Linked DNA regions of Homo sapiens: region 2 is linked to region 1. The links are chromatin contacts, found by Hi-C or POLR2A ChIA-PET in ENCODE. All regions are on one chromosome and are shown on one strand. The core of a region is the stretch at or near the end of the contact, and the rest is flanking DNA. Distances in the headings are between cores, read along the strand shown.

Region 1 (5,647 bases), core at 1,876-4,375:
GCTGGAGATTAAGAAACAGCCAGGATATTAAACAGAAACTCTCAGTTGTATCAGTGTAGCAGGCCACTGGCACCTAAACACGCAACTGGCATCTCATTTCGCCTACAGTAGAAGGAAAATGAAAATTTGTACAAAAATGAAAACCTAGGAAATAGTCCACTTGCTCCTATATTTTTACCACCTTTTCTAACTAAAATTTCCCTGTTGCTCTTTGGAATCAATCCAGAATGCTCCCAAGTCCCATTATTATCACAGAATCTTCTCAGTAGGGAAAAACAAACAACTGCTTCAAACTGTGAATTCTGTATGTACCACATTCTATCCCAGGTATTGGGTTTTAAGGCACCCAACTCACATTCAGTCCTGCTGCCTGAATCATCTCACACCAGAGTACAGACCTTGGAGACGCGATAGATGGGTCCTAGCCTGACCTTCACCACTAAGCGGTACAGGGACCCAGATCTTGCTGTGGAGACTGTAAGTCGTTGAACATCTCTAGTTCTCACTTTCCCCGTGCACAAAATAAAGGATTGGGACTAGTCTGCTCTCCACTCTCCAGCATTGTAGAAGACAGTAATGAAAATAGCTTCATCTTATCTGCCTTCTTATGCTAAACTCATTTTTTTTTTTTTTAGGTGGAGTTTCACTCTGTTGCCCAGGCTGGAGTGCAGTGGTGGGAACTCTGCTCACTGCAACCTCCGCCTCCCAGGTTCAAGTGATTCTCCCACCTCAGCCTCCCAAGTAGCTGGGACCACACGCATGCGCCACCACGCCCAGCTAATTTTTGTATCTTTTAGTAGAGGTGGGGTTTCACCGTGTTGGTCAGGCTGGTCTCGAACTCCTGACCTCAAGTGATCGGCCCACCTCAGCCTCCCAAAATGCTGGGATTACAGGCGTGAGCCACTGGCGGCCTCAACTCATTTTTACAAGCACTAAATAGGTTTAGTTTATAAACTGAAAAATTAGGAAATAGGCACGCATAAAAAGAGTGTAGGAAGTTGTTTGGGAAGCCCGCATGGAATAGGCCAGAAAGCACAGTCCCCATGCTGTCTGCCCTGCCAGCATCTCAGCATCCTGACTAGTATCTCTGTTCACTGCAGGTTTGACAGTTACCATCACCCAGCCAGAAAAGGGCCCCGCCTTGCCAGATAAACGCGCTTAGGTTAGAAGACTATAATTGCAATATTACCCTACAGCTCTCCTGACTGTTTATTCCATTATTTTCTTGAAACATGGCCTTAAGTATTATACATAGGCTTCAGAAACAGTTTTTCAGTGATTTTACCTATATTGGCAAATAGACAAATCTCACCAAATCAGAGTTCAGGTTTTCACCAAAAACTGCTTAGTTGTCTTTCAAGATACCTTAAGAGATCAAAGGGGAGGTGGGAAAAGAAATGTAGTGACAGAAGGGAGAGTCCAAGATACCACTGATAAGGTTCCAGCAAAGAGATTAGGACACAGCAGAGACTTTCTAAATGCTGGGGTCATTTCCAAAGCAGTCCAGGGGAATACTTTCTGATTCCCTCTGCCAATCAAAATAGATAGAATATGATATTCTCCAATTTTTTTTCTGTTTGATGTCAAAATGGCCTTTACCTATTTCTTCAGTAATATACCTGATCTGTTCATGCACTAAAGGCTCTGGAGCCAGGAATGTCTGAATTTGGCCTTCACCTGGTATCACAGAAAGACAACTGGGATATTGGTGTTAAGGGGCATATCGGCTGTATGTTAGGTTTTCTTTAATCCTCACATCGTGCCAAACTTAGTCTGGTTACTAAGCCTAAAAACACCAGTATTGCAACAACTTCTGAAACTCTGAAGTGGACTATATGTTTCTCACAGTTTTTGTTTATGCTCAGCAAAGTATGTATTTTAAGTAAAGCTTCTCTTGTTATCTGTAATGTAGACAAAAAAAAAAAAAAACCTGTTAGTATATTCTGGATGTATTGTGTGTCCCTTCATTGTTTCAGGTATGGCGTAACAGTTCTCCGTGTGATGTTCTTTTGCTCTAAATGTTGACCATTCCTCTTGTCGCCCGTCTCTCACCAACCAGTCACAGAGCCATTGCCAGGGCTCCCTTCAGTCTTTCTTAAACAATATCTAAATGCAGTTTAGTAATCCCAGGATTTTGAGTTACAAGAATACAGTTTATGGGTCTGTTTCAGCTCTTACTTAAGGCTAGCATGGTTGGGCAGGGGAAGAGCTGAGCCGAGCCTTCACTGATCTCTTGTCATTTCATATGATTATCCAGTAAATACTTATTGAGCACCTCCCATGTGATACGTATTGAGACACTGCTGTGTGCAATAATTAAGCCTATGGAGGACTTAAATGAGGGCAAGGAAAACAGAATGAGAGAAGACACTCTCACACTGACCCCCATTACATGTGAACCCTCCGCGCCCCCCCCCATAAATACAAAGTGTTATTTTTCCACATTTAAAACAAATAATAGCCTTCAGCAGGCAGTGCAGGAACTATTCAGTCATTGAGATAACCTTTGATGAGAGGAGAAAGCTCCTTGATTACCTGGTTTTTGTTGGAGAGACTATTAACTAGTACTTGGAAAATGAGAAAAATGAAACCACACATAAGTTGTTCCCTTAAATAATCTCAGCAGGATATTGCACTAAGATATTATTCAAGGAAAAGAATCAGGAGCAGAGATAGCCCCATCTCTCTAGAGCATTTTTTTTTTTTTTTTGGGCGGGGGGGCGGGGGACGGAGTCTCGCTCTATTACTTAGGCCGGAGTGCAGTGGTGCAATCTCGGCTCAATGCAACTTCCGCCTCCCAGGTTCAAGCAATTCTCCTGCCTCAGCCTCCCAGGTAGCTGGGATTACAGGTGCATGCCACTATGTCCGGCTAATTTTTTGTATTTTTAGTAGAGACGAGGTTTCACCATTTTGGCCAGGCTGGTCTCCAACTCCTAACTTCAAGTGATCTACCCACCTTGGCCTCCCAAAGTGCTGGGATTACAGGCATGAGCCACTACACCTGGCCTAAAGTCCCGCTTTCTTCTGAGGTGTTCTTTTCATGGTGTGAAACCAGAGACAGGAGCTAGGGGGTCTGTTCCCCAGCGAATAGTGTTGGGGTTTTCTCTTCAGAGCTAAGTCAGCAAAGCCTGCAGCTGCTGCCACTCCCCTGGTCTGTGCCTCCCAGGGTGTTTCCTTTCTGATTTTGAAGATTTGTGGGTGAGTCAATTATCTTTGCAGACATCCTAAAGCAGCTTCCCTCCTCGCTACCCTCAGCAGATAAGCCATCCAGAAAACAGGTTCTGACAGCCAGTAGCAGGGGTATTTTGGGTTTCAGTTTAAAACTGGTGCGTGTTGTTGCAAGTGTCTTGAAGTTGCAAAGGATGTTTGGGGTTCTAGGGCCTGCAGGGGGGCAGAGCAGAAAGAGGGTAGTTGTCAGTGACCCTCTACCCTCCTCTGAGAGCCCCATTGCCATTTTTGCCCACCAGTTCTCTTCTTACCTCCTCAGGGCAGTGCCCACTCATTTCCTTTATTTCCCTTTTGTTTTTTTTCTTTTCCTCCTCTGGTCGACAACCTCTTAATTCTAGCAGTGTACAAAAGCAAGGCCAAGCTTTCCTGGGGCACTTGGGATGAAAGGCCCATCCATGCCTGTTGTGGAGGCACAGAGGAGGAGAAGGTGAAGAACAGGAATGGGTGCAGGGGGAGTGTGAACGCAAGGCTGCTGGCTTTGGCACAGCTCCCTGTGCAGGGCTGGATTTCCAATTGCTTTTCAGTGCCTGTGCCCTGATAGGATGGGCACAGCTGGTATGGAATCAGAGCAGCCCATCTCCAGAGCAGAAGTCTGAGAGCTCAGCGTTTGACTCCTGAAAGACCAGGATGTTCCTACCTGGGTTCTTGAGATTCATTGGCTAGTGGAGGTAGATGGTACTCTCCATGTCTGCAGAAGATTCCCCACTTGGTGCTGAAGGCTAGGTGCCTTCCAGTCAGGTCTGAATGCTGAAATTGCTGAGATTGTCCACTCTCTGCCTACTTTATTGCATTCATGCTCCCCTTAGATCCAAGAGTGCCCAGGACTAGGAGCAGAAAGCAGTTTTCAACCCTTTGTTCAGACTCAGACGGGTTTCAACTCAAGCGGGTAATCTACCCCAGCAGCAGGGGTGCAAAGTCCAAAACAGCTTTGTGGTGCCTGGGGAGTGACTAGGCAGCCTGCTCACAGGGGCTGGAGTCATCTAAAGCTAGTGATGAGCTGGAATAGCTTTGAACCGGTTCATCCGAACTGATTGTTAAACTTTCAGAACTTTTGAGAGTCAGTTGAGAAACATAGCTATTACTAAAAAATTAAATAAGATTAGATAAATTATAGCTAAAAGCAAAGGCAACATATAGTCAAAGCTCATCACTTTCTACTTATTTTACTACATTTTACCATTATCTGTGCCCATGAGGTAATGTATGCCTATTATGTCTGTATGGTAGAAATACTGTATACAGGTATACTACTACACACACCTTCCCAAGTGACAGTATTTTTGTAGTTTGAGATCAGCTATAGTGGTGGTATTTATACCATGGAAAGCAACAAAGCCATGGAAAGCAACAAAGCCATGCAAATCAGACTCCTCCTAACCCCTAAGACAGTTGTTAAACATTTGCCAGCATACCACCATCTAAAGCCCTAAAGAATGCTTGGCCTCCCACTGCATAGACACAGGCCACATCACATTGAGTATCATGGATTTATGGGTCAGCATTGCCCCTAAGTCCAAGGAAGGGGAAAGACTTAGCAAGCTCAACCTCATGTGATTCACAAAGGGTTTCTTTCTGCATTTGTATTGACTCAGAATAGGACCCAGTACAGAGAATCCACTGTTATCTATGGGTGTCATTCCTTCAGAAAGAATGTACAGTAAAATTGGCTATTTCATGCTATGCAAACAAAATGAAACTAGTTTGAAGTTGCAAAGTGTCTCCCCTCTTGCGCCCACGTAGTCATCCAAGAAGGAAACTCCTTTCTTGCCTTGATATTCACCAGGCCTACCTAGATAGAACTTGACAAATTGGCCTAACTTCATCTCCGCTGCTATTGTTATATATTTGCTTTACTGAATCTATGTCCTATGTCAGTCAGAAGAAAAAAGAAATGTCTTTTTTAATATACACTTTCTTAGCATCCATGCAGTTATGTATCCTCATCCTGATCCAGGAACATATTGAACAGATCATATGTCTTTTGTTACTATCTAGATACACTAAATAACATGATAGAAGAGTTTTCTCTTTCAGGTGAACTTCCATTTTGAACATATGCTAAACGTACTATCCACTGTCTATTTTAATGAGATCTTGGCAATGGTCCTGTCGGTTTTGGTGTTTGGATTGTTTGGCTTTGTTTTCCTTTTTTATTCTTCCTGTTTTTAATGCTGTGTAAGATCTCCTGCTATGAATGTTCCAGTTACCCCTATTGTACTGTATATACGTGTGCTGCATGTGTAAATTCTGTTTCAGGTTTTGGAGTTTTCATCTTAAGTACAGCTGGTCCTGTTGTGAACTCATCTTTCCTGTATGCTCCTCTGTGTCTGATTTCCAATTGCCAAAATGTTTGACCAAATGTGTTTTGACAAATATCCCGAGACAGCCATGCGTATCCTTGTGAAAGGGCATGCTCCAT
Region 2 (5,975 bases), core at 811-3,310, 58 kb before region 1:
AAGCTCCAGTGTATTTCAAAAAAACTACTAAGCATGTGTTCTTTTTTTTTTTTTTTTTTTTTTTTGTATTTTTAGTAGAGACAGGGTTTCGCCATGTTGGTCAGGCTAGTCTCGAACTCCTGACCTCCTGATCTGCCCGCCTCAGCCTCCCAAAGTGCTGGGATTACAGGCGTGAGCCATCGCGCCCGGCGTATGTGCTCTTATCACAGTGAAATTAAGCCAAGAAATCAGCTTTTTGAAAATTAGGAAACATAATAAATATGTTTCTAAAAATTCCAGAGTCACATTTTCATCCACTGTACTTGGAGGGAGAGTATGATGTCCCCTTGCTTGAGGCACAAGGACCAGAAATTAGAGCTCCCAGTCATTGTAGTTGCATGCATTTCCCCACCCATTAGAATGGAATTTCTTTGACAAAAATGACAAAACTCTAAGGGTCATTTTGGGCCTGAGTCATGAGCTAAGCAGCTGTTTCAATTGTCAAGTGTTAAATGATTTGTTCTGGATCAGAGACTATAAGGCAAGAAATGGGGCTAGGAAAAAGAAACAGGTTACAGAGGTCAACAAGTTAGCAGAGGTATACAAGTGTGCCCTTTGGGCATCAGCAACAAAGAGCACCTGGGCTGACCTCTGCTGTCTTAATGCTGGAAATATTATAGCCCGCTCTGTAATCTCTCCCCCTTGCCCCCGGGAGAAAAATCTTTCACCTAACAATGGATTCCACTAGAATTTTTGTATTGTTATCACAAAAATCTTCTAGGAATAAACAGAGAGCTTTTGTTGATCATGAGCAAGATCTTCCTGGGGCCATGTGCAAACAGCAAAAAGAAAATTTGATCTGGAAGAGAATGAGAACCATGCAGTTGTTTGGAATACTATTGTTGGGCTTTTTGGGTTTTTACGGACAGCTACTTTGAAAAGCAGATTGACTAAGTTGCTAATATGTGAAATAAGCACCACTATTTTGCTGCAAGTCCTCTATCAACTTTTGGACACTTGTCTCAGGACTAACTGCAGTTTAGAAGGTGTTTTGTTTTGTTTTGTTTTTTGTTTTGAAAGTATTTCGTTTCTTGCCTTAGATCTATACTTGAAAGGACCTTCTTGTGGCCTTATCTGGTAGAGACACAAGATCTTAGAATCAGAGAGAACTTTAGTTCTGGAATGAGCTTTAGAGGCTAGTATTCCAACTTTCTACCCAATGTAAGAATTGCCAATATTTACTTTTGTTTGTTTTTCAGTCTCCTAAGACTGTATGTGTTCATAAAATCAGCATAATTGATTTGTTATTATTCATCCACAGACATCAGCTAATATAATAGTTTATATATAAATACAAAAGTATACATTTCACTTTAAATAAACATTTATGTGAGTAAAATAGAGAAGGAAACTTAATGTGTGCCTATTTGTGCTTTAAGATAATAACATGAATATATACAATGTCTATTTATAGACTAATGAGCTGACTTAACATGCATTTATGATATAAGCTTCAGTTGCATTTGGTCAACATTTGACTATCCTACAGGCTCTTTTAGTATAAATTTGCATAAAAATCTTTTACAAAAAAGATATATATATATATATATATATATACACACATATATATATTTTTAACTTCAGGCTGATTGACCTATACTATCATAACATTAATACTATATTATTATCTATATACAAAAGAAAATCCCAAAGGACCTTTGCTTAAAATATAGACACACACACATACACATGCACATTTCATGCTGTCAGCTTTTTTCAACTCTCAGACTCATCATTTCTCTCACTGGAGTTTGGGAAGCACCATGCTTGAGTCAGTCTTACATGTTGGCCCCAGGAACCCTTTCTGAAAAGTTCCCCTCATTCACTCTTTGCATATTTGGGGCACTCACAGAAGATATTCCAGAAAAAAAAATGACCCTAAAAAAATAAGCCCATGAATTTGTGAGTTTCAAAAGCCACCAGAAAATGTGCTTCTTCGAAAGCACGGTTAGGGTCATAAGTCAAATTCAGGAAGCAGAGGCATAATGTGACTTCCTTCCACCGCTGGCTGCTCCTCTGCGCATTCCAAAGGGCAAGACCAGAGCTTGGAAACAGAAATAGAAAAACTCGCAGGAAAGGTTGGCTTGTTGCTCGGGCCTGCTCTTAAAGACAGATGACTATTGGAGTTTGTTGGAATTTAACCCCTGGACTCTCTCCCTGGGATGTATAATTGGCTCTCACTTCCTGAATGCATGATTATGTGCTGCAGGCAGATCGCTGCCAATTATTTTTATTGTGATTGCTTTGTGCATCTCTGTTGGCAATAGCGTTCACAGGATTTCAGCTCAAGGGGAACGGCCACAGCCCCAAGGGTCCAAGATTAGAATATGACTGCGGTTATAGGTCAAAAGATTAAAGGTCTGTGAATATTGTTCTCTTTTTCACCCAGAGATACCAGGATAGAATCTGGCACTTTCGCCTTGGTATCCATAAGTGAGACCTGTATTGTCAGTGTTTAGATTTGTCACAATCAGAATTAACATTCGTTTAGTTCAGAAAAATATGTAAGTATTGAATAGTGGCACAATTATAATTTGATTCTTTCTCCTCTCTCTTCTCCCATCAGGGCCTGTGTCTCAAAAAATGTAAAGGCTTGCAACTCTTTGAAAAGCTTTCTCTTTTCCTTTTTGGGTAAAAAGTTATACAAGACACTAGAAAATTCAAACATTAAAGAAATGTCAAGTGAAAATCTTCAGAATGGAGGACTATAATTTTTTCAAAAAGTAAAAGTCCTCATGAGCTTCTCCTCCCTACCCTGAGTAACCACTTTAAATAGTTTAGTGGGTTTTCCTCCTAGTCATTTTCTAGATATGTTTTATGTATATATATAAAAACTGATATGTTTTATGTATATATATAAATGAAATCACTATTATTTAAAAGTGCTTTTTTCACTGAGCAATGTCACTTGGACATTTTCCATATATCTGTTTAGAAAAATCGACCTCATTCTTTCCCAATAGTTATATGATATTCCATTGTAAGGCTATACCATAGTTTATTTAACTATCTCCCCTCCATGTGCCCCCCTCCACCTACTACTTGGCCTTTTTTTTCCTTTTTCTCCTTCTTTTTTTTTTTTTCTTTTTACAAATTGAGAAGGAGATGAAAAATCTCTGCTGGTATTAGCAACAGGAACCATCCAGCTGCATCTGGTTAAATCTGGTGGAGTCACAGATGCATGACAACCTGAGTTTCCAGCCAAGGATTAATGTTTCATGCAGATTACATAGTATTTATATTTTAAACCTGTGACATGTTGAGGGGATAAAATTTTATATCTGTAGGAACAAAATCAGAAATTTATCTGATCATTGTCCTCTTCCTAAGCTTGTTGGGCCCTTGAAAAAATGGATTTTGGGCCCCTTTTTAAAGAAAATTTTAGTTGGCCAGGTGCCTTGTGAGTAAAGAAGACCATAGACAAATCAATACAGGTGATTTACTTCTTAGCTTAAAAATTGATCTCACATATGATACTTAATGTTTTCGTTTAGAACCTTGGGTTTGTGTCTTGTACCTAAAATCTGCATTCCTACCAAAAACTATTTCATTAATAATATCACATAACCGACAGTCAAATACAGATCAGTAGGCCAGGTGCAGTGGCTCACGCCTGTAATCCCCGCACTTTGGGAGGCCGAGGCGGGCAGATCACGAGGTCAAGAGATCAAGACCATCCTGGCTAACACGGTGAAACCCCATCTCTACTAAAAATACAAAAAATTAGCTGGGCATGGTGGCGGGCGCCTGTAGTCCCAACTACTCGGGAGGCTGAGGTAGGAGAATGGCGTGAACCCGGGAGGCAGAGCTTGCAGTGAGCCAAGATCGTGCCACTGCACTCCAGCCTGGGCAACAGAGCGAAAGTCTGTCTCAAAAAAAAAAAAAACGAACACAAACAAAAACAAAACAAATATAGATCAGCAAAGTAGGTGTCAAGTCCCCAGGGGATCAGGGACAGAGCCCAGACAAGAACATGAAAGCCAGCATCCTTGTATGTGTGTCACATACCTCTGCCTTGGCACCTTGAAAGGTTTCAGACAGTCAGGCAACTGGGGAGGCAGCTGTTTTCTGCGGTCACAGAGCACATCAGCTTAAGGCTGGTAAAAAGCTTTGATTATTATTCATGACATATAATACTTTTATTAGCTCCACACTGATTAGTGCTGTGCTAGAACTGCTTTCTGTAAAATTGAGATCCTTCCTTGCATGGAACTTATATTATCTGTAGATAAATTCCTCGGTATGACATTTGAATGTCTTAACATTTGAGTATCTTAACAAAGTCCAAAGGATAATTAGAATCATCACTCATACAAGACATATTTTGAAGACAAAAAGGTGTGGTGCCAATATAAAAGGTTCATTTAAAAGAATCCATTTTACTAACTGCAGGTAAGTATCCAAAAGCAACAACCCACTTTCCCAGTTGATTGTGGCTTGTTTTCCCATTCCTGTCCTTTATTCCACGTTGCTGTCTCTCCACTTTCTGATTTTGTAGTGTAGGCTTTGTGTAGCTCTCAAATTCAAATTTAAGCCACTTAAAATGGAGCTCAAAAGCAGGTCCTGAGAATTGATGGCTGAGTAGTGATGGTTGTCAGTGTTTTACACCTTCGTTCTTATATCTATGTTTAACCCAGAGAATGGTATCATAGTTTTACAAAGCATTTGCAGGGTCATTTCTTGAGGCCCTCATGGTGTCTATCTCTCATTCAAGCCACAGGTTATCACCCATCAGCCTTTGACCCTGCCCCCTGCTATGGGACATGCCACAAGGCAGGAGGAGTACCCAACACCCTTTCCAGGACTCCCTCTCAGGGCTCAAGTGATCCTCCCACCTCAGCCTCCCAAGCAGCTGGGACTACAGGCATGTGCCTGGCTAACTTTTGTATTTCTTGTAGAGACGAGGTTTTGCCACTTTGTGCAGGCTGGTCTCGAACTCCTGACCTCAGGTGATCCACCCACTTCAGCCTCCCAAAGTGCTGGAATTACAGGCATGAGCTACAGTACCTGGCCTTTTCTTTTTCTTTTTTTTTTTTTTTTGAGACAGCATCTCACTCTGTCACCTAGTAGCTATGACCACAGGTATGCACCACCACAACTAGCTTTTTTCTTCCTTTCTTTCTTTTCTTTTTTTTTTAGAGATGAAGCCTTGCTATGTTACCCAGTCTGGTCTCAAAATCCTGTCCTCAAGCAGTCCTGCTGCCTTGGCCTCCCAAAGGGTTGGGATTACAGGTGTGAGCCAACACATCTGGCCTTGTCTGTTAACATATCTGCCTTTTTCAATGGATTATAACTTCCTTGAGATCAGGGAATCAGTCTCCATATCACAGCATTATGACAGGCACATATAGGCACTAAAGTAGGAATGAATGAACAAAAAGTAAATGAAGATATCACTAGGCATTAGGGAAACACAAATTAAAATTGTGATGAGATACCACTAGATACCTATAAGAAAGGCTAAAATTTAAGAAAAGAAACCTAACAAGTGAAGGGAAAGATGCGAAGCAGCTAGAGCTTGCATACACTACTGGTGGGAATTCAAAATGGCACAACCAGTGTGCAAAATGGTTTGGCAGTCTGCTGTAAAGCTAAACATGAGCTTATTATGTGACTCGACCATTCCACTCCTACATATTTACCCAAGGAAATTTTGGGGGCACACAGAAACCTGTATGAAATGTATATAGCAATTTTATTCATAATCACCCAAAACTGGAAACAATCTAAGTGTCCTTCAACTGGTGAGTGGATAAACTAAATGTGATATATTTACACAACGGAATACTACAACACAATGAAAAAGAACAAACCACAGGTATGTGCAACAGTTTGCATAAATCTCGACTGTAACGCAAAGTGTAAGAACCAGACCAAGGCTGGGCACAATGGCTCACACCTGTAACCTCAGCATTTTGAGAGGCCGAGGCAGAAGG

The links. A loop is a pair of places that touch in the nucleus more often than their neighbours do. ChIA-PET counts read pairs that join two places held with the same protein, here RNA polymerase II (POLR2A). Pooled maps may share reads with other maps.
Region 2: a loop to region 1 is called in a pooled map, with 2.2 times the contacts of the local background. The contact joins two enhancer-like sites. A Hi-C loop is called at or near these places in 1 of 168 maps with a recorded cell type or tissue (naive thymus-derived CD4-positive, alpha-beta T cell) and 10 of 50 pooled maps. POLR2A ChIA-PET finds 5 or more read pairs at or near these places in 8 of 52 experiments (A673, B cell, CD4-positive, alpha-beta T cell and 5 more).

What each region holds. Positions count from the first base shown.
Region 1 is chr5:76,328,151-76,333,797 of GRCh38, forward strand. SV2C (synaptic vesicle glycoprotein 2C) reads left to right here. Exons shown (of 13, transcript NM_014979.4): 13 at 1-5,647. Among named protein-coding and RNA genes, the nearest start is that of SV2C-AS2, 19 kb to the left of the region's middle. Within about 2 kb of position 3,126, at least 4 of the 41 ENCODE cell types and tissues checked have a DNase peak (open chromatin) inside an H3K27ac peak, as active enhancers do.
Region 2 is chr5:76,271,576-76,277,550 of GRCh38, forward strand. All of the region lies in intron 4 of SV2C (synaptic vesicle glycoprotein 2C), which reads left to right. Among named protein-coding and RNA genes, the nearest start is that of SV2C-AS2, 37 kb to the right of the region's middle. Within about 2 kb of position 2,061, at least 3 of the 41 ENCODE cell types and tissues checked have a DNase peak (open chromatin) inside an H3K27ac peak, as active enhancers do.